2 separate regions of the Homo sapiens genome follow, and region 1 is linked to region 2. The links are chromatin contacts, found by Hi-C or POLR2A ChIA-PET in ENCODE. All regions are on one chromosome and are shown on one strand. Each heading gives the region's core, a stretch centred on a gene start or an enhancer-like site at or near the end of the contact. The rest is flanking DNA. Distances are from core to core; before and after follow the strand shown.

Region 1 (5,528 bases), core at 2,337-4,836, 660 kb before region 2:
GGACAGCCCCACTAAGCTAGTTCAGAGACAGACCAGGAGAGATTAAGAGGAAATGGGGTCAAAGCAGTTAAAGAAGCCAGATCCTGTAGTGTAATGTAGGCACAGGCAGGGGCACTGACTTTCACTCGACTAAAATGGGATCCACTGGGAAGCTTGGAGCAGAAGGGGAACCTGATCTAACTTCATTTTTAACAGAACTGCTTTAGTGGCTGTGTTGAGGATAGATCATGCAGGTCGGATGGAGAGCAGGTGGATCTGTTAAAGAGACCATAGCATTAACCTGTGTGAGAGATCATGGGACAGAGGGAGGGGTGATGGAAAGTGATGGATTCTGAGTATATTCTGCAGATAGAGCAGACAAGATTTTTTGATGAACTACAAATGCAACAGGAAGAAAAGGAGGAGTCAAGGACAAATTCAAGTTTATTCATTCAACTATTAGAAAAAAAAAAAAAAAAGGTGCCTGCTCCAGCAGACATGTATCACAAGTTACAGGAATCTCTTTGACAATTATATTTCACATTTCAAAGCCTACCAATAAATAATAGTCTTTGTTTCTCCCTTCTTTTTCTGACTCCCTTAGGTTTTATATTTTGAAGGATTGCAGTTATAGATTTTTTTTTCTTTTATCATAGTAAGTGGTGTCAGAAGGTCTGCATCTGAGTTCTGGCTCAGCCACTCACTAATATTTCAAAAGAAAGAAAAAGCAGCACAGGTGAATGTTGGGGCAGGGTGCTACATTAGGGCAAGCATGCTTGTCTGGCCTCACGGCTGTCCCAGAGTTGAATGAACTGGGTGAATTCACCATTCTCCCTTACTTCACTACGTTGGACTTGTAGCCAAAACTCTGCATGTTATTAGTCCATCCATATGGTCAGATGGTTGATGATTAAAAGAAATCAACAGAAAGAGCCAATGTATGCACTCAACATCCCTATTTTCATCAAAATGAAAATGTTGCTACTTCAGACTATTGATTGCATCAAATATCAAGTGTTTACACACACACACACACACACACACACACACACACACACACACACAGAGAGAGAGAGAGAGACAAACACAGGCACACATACATGTTTTTCCCTTTCTCTTGGATTAATGTCAAGGCAAAAGAGTCTGAGCAGTAGTTGGTGGTCCTGCACTTACATTTTTAGAATTATAATTTTTAAGGATTTACATCTGGCAAGATTTTTGTTAAAACTTGAAGTCCACCTATTTTGCTTCTTATTTTAAAATAGCTAAAAATAGGTCATTTGCTTTAATTTATAGAACATTGTCATTTATTACAACTTTTCCACATTGGTGATCTCTTCTTTTTGTTCTCCAAAAGCAAAGTACTCACTAAACAGTTTATGGGCCAACCTGCATAAGTTGTATTACTGCTGGCTTTTGATGCAGTTTTCTGGGCCAAAGAGTTAACAGCTGTGCAGACATTGAGAAAGATTTCATTGAGAGGAATGTTTGTTTTAATGCATTCACCTTAGTTACCACACACAGTATTGAAATCAAAACGTCCAACCTCCATCTGATGTAACATGTTAGCCCAAACATTCCCTTTCTTAGATTTTAAGAACAAGCACTACAGAACATATCCTGCAAAAGAACATTTGTGATTGTTTATTTTTTAAAGAATAAGAATCTCATAATCTTTTACAAGTTCAAATCCCTTCTCTAAGCCCCTTTATTTTAAATCTTAAAGTGTAAAACTTTAGGCAACCCAGGTTATGTTGTTGGGTAAGTGCTACTTCACTTCCAACGTGCTGGATGCCTCCTCCAGGTGTGATCAGAGTGTGGGTGTCACTTCTCCATGGTGTCTGCTCAGGATCTGCACTGTAGTCTCTCTCTCCCATTACTTATTTTTCACCTAGAGGAGCTGCCCAGTTCACGTTACCTATGTTTGCCAAAGGTAAATTGGTTTATTTCTCTGTTGGACTTGAAACTTATTCTATAATTTTTCAAACTCTTTTTCAATGTGTCACTTTTCAGTCAAATGAATTTCTTGATGGAAAAGAAGTCCAGCATATAAAACAAAAGAAAGTAGATCTGCTAGTGCAGGTTCCAGCCTCAACCCCTTCCTTCTAAGGCAGGCTCGGGGCACTTCTGCCAATCTCCAGGGCTCCTGGGTCATTGTTTGAAAAACACTGCCCTATTCAATCTACTTTGAGGGAATTTTCTTAACATATCAAGAAAATAAGTTACTGACTTAATGCTACAAATAAGTAATATGTTAATAAGGCAATCATTCTCAAGAAGTACCAGCATCAAGTTATAAAATGTAAAAATAATGAATCAGCAGCAGCAATAATAAAAAGCTACAGATCTATTAAACACATCTTTTATAAGAAAATTCTTTGATTCTTTTTTTTCTACAAATTATAGCTGTCATTTTGATGAATACACCAGAATCAATTATAGCTATTAAAGTTGAGGCAGTTCACTAATAATCCTGCGGTTTTATAACACCACCATGGAGATGAAAATGAAATACTTTAACATTCAAACCAGGATACTGGAGGTACACAGAAAATAATTATAAAACAGCAAGGTTTGTGAAGTAGAGAAGCTTTTTCAGATGATCTCAAACTCTCAAATTTTTCACTTGTCATCAAATTCAATAGCCCAGTAGTGAGGAAAGCATACAAGGAAACTATTATTCAATAACTAAGCTGTAGTTAGGCATACCAGAACAGGTATAGGGAACCACACATAAAATTTATTCTCGATCAATGTGTATTTTGTAAAATGCCCACTACAACTCATTGTCAATACCTTGTTTTCTTATCGTTTTATCATTGCCTAATTGTATTTTATCCATGTCTCATTATTATTTCTCCAACTCTAAAACAGGGAAACCAGTAGGAAGCTGTCTGAATGAGAAACAAAATACTGAAAAAAAACCGTAATGATAACACTAAGAATGGAAAGAGAACAATAATTCAAGAGAGAAGCAATGATAGAAGGTACATTACTTAATACCCCAATGAACATAGTCTTGAAGACAAGAGAAACTAGAAGGCTTTCAGAAAAAAAATCTATTGGGTGGCTGATAGATCACAGTAAAATTAACTAAAATACAAGGTTGGGAATATTCTGACTTTTAGCTCTGCCATTTTGTTCCATACTTTCATTCCATTTTTCAGAAACCAAATTCCATTTGATAATATGCAACCATATAAACACATTCTGATGAAACAGTTAATCTCATGTTGATTATAGTTGCCAAATGTTCAAGAAAAAAACATGTTTAATATACACAAAGTAAAATATACTGTCTGTGAAATTTGTATTTTAATGCTACACATGATCATTGCAATCTCTGTAAATAAAAAATCATAGAACAGAGGTTCTTCTAATCAATGTTACAAATTCAGAAAAGATAAGACATGAAAACAGGGAAGTGCTGGTTCTCTCTTACCCAGCTTCTCATAACAGCTAAAAATTCTTTCTTCAGGCTGTGAAATCGTTCACAGGTTTATATATGTCCCTAAAGTTCAAATAGTGAAGTGTCTCGAGAGCTTTATTACTCTGACTCATGTTTGGCCAGATGACTCATTATTAAGGAATTGGTTTACTAAGTCAGATCTAGTGTGTGCATTTGAAACATTAAACAGAAAATTTTTGAAAGGAAATGTCATGCATATTTAGAGGTAGAGCTGTTAATGGGACAGAACACTGAACTGAGGGTAAACAGAAATTATTCCCCCCACAGTATGCTGTTGGCTTTTAAGGTTTATGTTCTGTGTGAGCCATTCAGAAAAATGTCTACCGCAACATGAAACAGATTACTTAATTTCACATTTGCCTGAAAAGAAATGTTCTCTTCAGACAGCTCTAGTTATTATTTAAATTTTATCGTGCTTTTAAATTGCTATTTTAAGAAGAAAGTCATCATTTTTATCTTCCCACCCCCATCCCGCTCCCAAAACACAAATGGTTTGATTCTGAAGAGGTTATTAAAAGGGTTGGTAGAGTAGAAATGGCAAGAGTGGGTGTAGCCTGCGTGCGGGGTTTAATCTTGCAAGAAAGGAAAGAGAAATGTGGCAATTTAAAAAATAGCGGGTTCCAAGAGAGGATATTTTCAAGATAGAGAGAGACATATGCTTGAAGGTGAAGGCTGAGGAGAAAATATAGGGAAATTAGTGGAAAGTAGAAGATTAAAGAAATGAGAGAGGTAAATTTATACCACAATCACCCTCTTCTCAGCCTATTTGAAATTTTATTTCTCTTCAAAGAGCTACATCAATGCCACATCCTTCTCCCAACCTTCCATGCCTTAAGCTCTGTTATGTATCTATTTGTATATATGTATCGGCTAAAGTCAAAACATGCAGGTTAATATCCATAGAGAAAAAAATAACCAATCTATGATGTAGGAGCCTGATCTTTATCAAAGTTAGGGGTTCAAAGACCTTCTTTGGTTATCATAGGTGTCTAGTTTGGAGAACATAGTGCAAATAGAAAAATAATTAATGGATTCTTTCATTTTTCTACAAATAGGTGAACATTAGACACCATGCTGTCTTTAGTCATAATATTGATAATGCCTTTTGTGCTGCTGGTAATGCACTTAAATTTTTTAACGTTAATTTTGCTTCTATACCTCTGTCCTTAATTCGACTGAATTTTCATTGTACATTTTATGTACAGCAACATTTAATAAGGAGGCTGATTTTTTCATCTCCTTTTTGCCAGACTGCCTAAATCAGTTCATGTTGCGTCAGGCAAGAGAACTGGTGTTCAGCTTGCTTTTCCATGGTTTGTTTGGAAGGAGAGAGTAAGAGGAAATAGAGGCTCCAGGCAGTGGCAACAGCTGGAAGGCATCTCTAATTAGATTCCAAGCAAACTTGGGCTCCATTTATAACTTTCCATATGCTGGCTTACAGTTTCTTTTAAAAGGCTCCCAAAACAACATGCAAATTTAAAAAGATTTGCTGCACTTGTTTATGTCACTCAATATGAAGTTGTTTTTCTTGAGCACCTTAGCATAGAACGTAGACTAGTAATCACTCAGTCCTAACTTTGAAGATGTTATCCAGACAAGATGGTCTCAGAAGGTGTGTGTGCTTGACTGATTTTTTGTTTGTTGATAAAAATTTTTAGACTGCTGTTACATCATAACAATTAAGAGATGTTTTAAGCCTTGTAGATGAAATTCTGTCTCACTTTTAAGTTTGTTCCTACATAAGCAATTTGGAGTCTTTTTTGCAAGTTAATGTTACTTTTTTTAAAGAAGCACAAAGGAAGAAAATCATTGTGTTCAATACACAAATCAGTCACCGTGAACTATGAAAGTAAATGTTGTGCATTTGTGATTTTGGTTTTGTGCTCAACAGTAGAGAGAGAGCTCAGAGTTGATGGGTTTTGTTTTTTAATGTTCTATCCTGGAAAGTTTGATTTAAGATTTTCCCACTCAATGTAACAAAAGACCACATTTGTTTCAGAAAAAACGACTTTAAAGACTTATTTCCATTTTTAAATAAAAGGTTCTCTACTTATTTTTATATTTTTTCCCAATACAATGT
Region 2 (5,489 bases), core at 1,475-3,974:
CAACCAGAATACAGAGATTTCTCAATTGAAGAACACTCATTGATGGAGTATACTTTAAAGTCTTTACTTAAAGTCATTTGAATAAAAAAAGATTTTTTAACATAATTCAAACATATTTTAATAACAATTGTGTTATCATATAGCTATTTTAACACATGGCCAGTTTCCAGTTTTTCCCCTTTTCCAGTCATATTATTTAATAGCCATTAATTTTAATGCTAGGAAAAAGAAATAATACCAGAAACAAATATACTAATCAGAACTGCCCCCGGCCCCCGCTGCCATGGCAAAAGTAAATGTATTGAAACAAAGGTGAAAAAGTGACTTTAAATGTTAAGATTCTGTCATCCACATAACCAGCTTGGTCTCTGAAAAAAAGGGTAATTTGCCCTTGTGTAAGAACATGACAGGTGTCATAGAAGATTGAATAGAAGTCTTACCCTCTTCATCAGAAACATCAAGAACCTCAGTCATCGTCTCAGGTACATTTAGTTTGTGTTTTTCTGTAATAGTCTGGAAAAACAAAAATCATTAATGTTCAAGTTGAAACCAAAAGTAAACAAAAGATGAAAAGCATCACATAGGAGGCCACACTCAACAGCAGCAGCAAGCCATCGAGCCATGACTACGGGATCTTTCCCGCGTGTATATTTTGGAAATTTGCTTTCATGAAAACTCATTTGTTCTTTTTGAAGATAAATGATCATTTATGCCAGAGAAGTTGTACAAGAGACAGTTCATTATTTTGAGTTCTCATTTGAAAAATAAATTCTTTAGCAATGGTATTATTAATAATAATTAGTTGTATTGAGAAAGCAGATTGATGTTTTCAAAGCTTCCCTAAAATGAACTAAGTGACGTTTCCAGAAAAGCTTTAAAAAGAAACAATGAACATATGCAATGTATTAAAAGCAAAGCCATTAGAAAAGAAGCTGTAAATAATGTGAAAGATATAAACTATTTGGGCAGAAAATATGACACATCTCTTTTGGGATCAGAGGATCAAATCATCTCTTTAATATTTCACTGGGCTACAGTTCTGGTTTGTTGCTTATTTGCCTTATGCAATAGCTCTCCAAGGTTGTCAATCCACTGCCTTTCATTCCTCATGTACAGTGTAAGGTTAAGAGACAAGGATCTGAGTCTAGCTGCCTGGGTTAAAATTCTAATTTCATCACTTATTACCTATAAGGCCCTAGCAAGTCCCCTAACCTACATGTGCCTCAATTTCCTCAACCATAAGTAAAGGATAGAAAAGTACTTCATAAAATGGTTAGGAAGATTAAATGATGTAATATATGCAAGAGCTCTAAAAATAGTGCTTGGCATATGTTGGCACTCCATAAATATTAGCTACCATAATTTATTATGATTATTGTAACTCAGTATTAAATGCATCTTAAAAGTGAAGAGCCTCTGGACTTTTTATAATCATTCTTGCACTCAAGGAAAATTCTGAATGTCTACTGCATGCTTGGCACTATTTTAGACACAAGACATACCAGTGATTTTTCAGAATAATAGAAATAAGCCAGACATAGAGACAAATACTGCATAATCTCACTTATATGTGGAATCTAAAAAACTCACAGAAGCACAGAATAGACACCTGGTGGTGACCAGGTGTTGGAGAAGGAAGGGGGAGGAGCATTTGGGAGATGTTGGTTAAAAGATACAAAATTTTAGTTGGACAGGAGAAATAAATTCAAGAGATTTATTGTAAAACATGGAGACTACAGTTAATAACAATGTAGTATATACTTGAAAATTGCTGAGAGTAGATTTTAAGTGCGCTCATCACAAAAAAAAGGATATGTATGTGGAGGTAATAGATATGTTAATAAGCTTGATTTAGCCATTTCACAATGTGTGTGTGTGTGTGTGTGTGTGTGTGTGTGTGTATCAAAACATCATGTTGTATACCATAAATATGTACAATTTTTATTTGCCAACTAAAATAAATAAATAAAAGATATGTGTACCCCAAAAACATAAAAATTCAAATCTCATTATTTTGAACATCACCTAAAGACTATTGAGTGTCAAATTCAAACCTTCAGTTTCTGTAGTGAAAATACATTAAGGGCATCAATTGACACTGTCATGGAAACTTTAAAAAAAAATGAATCCCTTGACATAAGAGTAACATCTTCAACTAAAACCACCAAAGTACAAAAAATAGGTTGTCTAGTTTTTTAGGCTTTGACCTAGATGTTAGATAATTGTTTGAAAGGCTATAATGAACCTATCATCAATTATTTTCTTTCCAAAAGCAGTAGATAACTTCAAATATATTTACAAAGAAATTCAACTGGTTAATCAAATTCCACTGAGCAACTCTGACTATATACATATATAAGATCTGTGTGATCATAATGTGATACTGCATGAGCTTTTTGGTGGCTCTTTGTTTTCTTCAGAAAACTGATTAAACTGGCTCAGAAGAGCCCTGTGATTCAGTAAAGAGCGAGAGGTAGCAAGGCCTCATCTCTCATTCCATGCTACGATCGTGTTGAGCTGCCTTTATTTTGACAGGTCATGTTCTCTCATGCCTCTGAGTTTTTCCACATATTCTCTCATTTACCAGAAATCTTCTTTCCCCTCTTCTCTTGGCTCAGGTTAGATGTGACTTTCTTGGAGAAACATTCCCTGATCCTCCCCAGTGAATGTCTTTGTTTAACTGTGTTTATCTGCTGCTATGTACTCCTAGAGCATCGTGTGTGCTGTGTCATACACTACGCACTGTGTGTGCCCTCTCTGCTTATCTGCCCACATGAGAGTGTGAGTCATTTAAGAGGAAGATTGTTTCCACAGCACCTGAAACATAGCAGGAGCTTTTCAAATATATATCAAAAACTTGTTAATACTAAATTATGCAAAAAATAAATTTAAAATCCATATCATGATGAAATGGATTGTCTTTGGGTGGAATTTTAGTTAAAAGACAGGAAGAAACAGAGAAAGTAAAGAAAGTCTCCTGCTACTCACATGAAGGCACAGTTGGAGGCAAGGGTTGTAAATTCAGCTTGCCTGCATATTTCTAGTGATATTTAAATAGTTTTATTCAGAGTCTTATTCACTGAAAGCAAACTAAATGCTGCAGGAAAAACAAAAGTATCCATCCAAAAATCTGGAGAATAGTAGTGGTTGATAAATATTTGTTGAATGAACAAACTCAAAAAGACTATTATAATATACAATTTGATTATTATTTTAATATTATAAATTTTAATTTAGAAATTTAACACCAATAAATTATAGCCCATATTCTGTATTAGTGGTATTCAACTATAGCTACATATTACAATTATTAGAAACATTTAAAAAATATTGTTGCTTGGGTCCCATCATAGACCAATTAAATCAAAATCCATAGGGATCGGGCCCAGCTATAATGGGGACCAGGGTATTTTTTAAAGGTTCCTTAGGTGGGTTTATTGCACAGCTCAATTTGAGATTCATTTTCCTGTATTAGGGAAAGTATATAAATTGCAGGAAAATGATTTGCATTTAAAATATAACATAGAGACTACCCTACTATGAAATCTTATTCAACTTTTTTTTTTTTTTTTTTGAGATGTCGTTTCACTCTTGTTGCCCAGGCTGGAGTGCAATGGCACGATCTCAGCTCACTGCAACCTCCGCCTTCCAGGTTCAAGCCATTCTCCTGCCTCAGCCTCCCAAATAGCTGGGATTACAGGTGTGCACCAGCACGCCTGGCTCATTTGTGTATTTGTAGTAGAGATGGGGCTTCACCATGTTGGCCTGGCTGGTCTCGAACACTTGACGTCAGGTGATCCACCTACCTCGGCCTCCCAAAGTGCTGGTATTACAGATGTGAGCTACCGCGGCTGACCTTTATTCAACTTTTTGGGAATATTTAAAAATGTGAAAGGATGTCTACTATATTAGACTGTATTAGAAAGTTAATTTTTGCAGAAATGTTTTAGAGTATTTGTCCTTCGTAGTAAACATTTCAATAAGGAGATGATTCTCTGTTTGAAAATAATTACTGGAGATACTTTTTAAATGATTAAGTTTCATTGCCTGATAGTCTCAGTTTCTATTTTCAGGTGCTGATAATGGGACTATATTTTCTTTGTACTTGTAAGAGTGGAAACAATAATTTACTTCAGTTTGGTCACTGAATGCTATCAGAATTATCAGCAAATATATGTGGCAACAGAAAAAGTAATACACTGTGATCATATTGGTCATGGATATTTTTCTGTATAGATATTAAAAATGGCCTCTATATGCAATGTGGTAAATATAATATCATTTATACATGAGAAGGTATTTGACCTTTAGAAGGCCATCATTAAATATTTGTTGAATGGATGGAAAATAAGTAGTCCTACATATGTATAATGTAACAAGAAATGAATACATATTTTCCTTTTAAACAAAATGTCCTTTGAAAACTTGATTATTTAAACATAAACATGGTTTTATGCAACTACCTCTGAATCGTACATAGAGAACAAGGCTATAGTGAAATGATCATGGACATCTCTTTCTGCTACAGAATCCAAGATACTATGGTCAAGATTAGAAACTACTTTAAAAGTTAAAATGAGTAGGACACTAAGTACAAGTTTAATGGGATATAATTAAATCGGATAATATGGCAAAAGAAATGGTATATAATAGATGGAAGAGAGATTTAATAATGAATTTATATTGTTAATCACGATATGAAAAATGTAGAAAATAAAGTAGGAGTTCTTAACATTCTGCTTTACAAATAGTAGTCAATATCTGATTTGTTCTATGCAAAAGAAACTGTGTGTTTAACTGATCTTCACTTAGCCAACCCTCACTCAGCCAATCCTCCTGGTCACCAATTGCATTTATATCACATAATCCCTAAGCCACCACAGCATACTTAGTGATCTTGGTTATGATGCCACCTTTTAAGGCCCTCATCCATAGCTTCCATCAGTGGAGTTCAAGCTAAACTTGTTTTTGTTTCTAAACATACTTATACCAATCATACATATTAATATAACTTTAATAACTAAATTAAATATTATGTAAATACTGTTTTTTTTCTAGAAAAACTAGGGTAGATGTTTTTTGAAGTCCTAACAAAGGTGAGTCACTGAAAGTAATACCCAATTAGATGTAATTGAGACAATTATAACAGGTTGAAAAAACATGTCAAAAGTCTAAAAAGATTCTGCACTAAGTATGTCTTTTTAAGAAAATACACAGCAGGGGCTCAGGACTGTAATCCTAGCATTTTGGGAGGCCAAGGCAGGTGGATCGTTTGAGACGAGCCTGGACAACGTGGCAAAACCCCGTCTCTACAAAACAATACAAAAATTAGCCAGGAGTGGTGGCACCTGCCCACCTACTACTCCCGAGTAGTCCCTGTTACTCTGGAAGCTAAGATGGGAGGATCACCTGAGCTGCAGTGAACCGTGATAGTACCACTACACTTCAGCCTGGGCAACAGCGTGAGATCCTGTCTCAAAAAAAAAGAA

The links. Hi-C counts contacts between places; a loop is a spot of excess contacts on that map. ChIA-PET counts read pairs that join two places held with the same protein, here RNA polymerase II (POLR2A).
Region 1: a loop to region 2 is called in a map of MCF 10A, with 4 times the contacts of the local background. The contact joins two enhancer-like sites. A Hi-C loop is called at or near these places in 1 of 168 maps with a recorded cell type or tissue (MCF 10A). POLR2A ChIA-PET finds 5 or more read pairs at or near these places in 1 of 52 experiments (activated T-cell).

The regions. Positions count from the first base shown.
Region 1 is chr4:113,957,414-113,962,941 of GRCh38, reverse strand. The region is part of intron 1 of ARSJ (arylsulfatase family member J); the gene reads left to right. Among named protein-coding and RNA genes, the nearest start is that of ARSJ, 19 kb to the left of the region's middle. Within about 2 kb of position 3,586, at least 8 of the 41 ENCODE cell types and tissues checked have a DNase peak (open chromatin) inside an H3K27ac peak, as active enhancers do.
Region 2 is chr4:113,297,791-113,303,279 of GRCh38, reverse strand. ANK2 (ankyrin 2) reads right to left here. Exons shown (of 46, transcript NM_001148.6): 23 at 441-513. Among named protein-coding and RNA genes, the nearest start is that of MIR8082, 150 kb to the right of the region's middle. Within about 2 kb of position 2,724, at least 4 of the 41 ENCODE cell types and tissues checked have a DNase peak (open chromatin) inside an H3K27ac peak, as active enhancers do.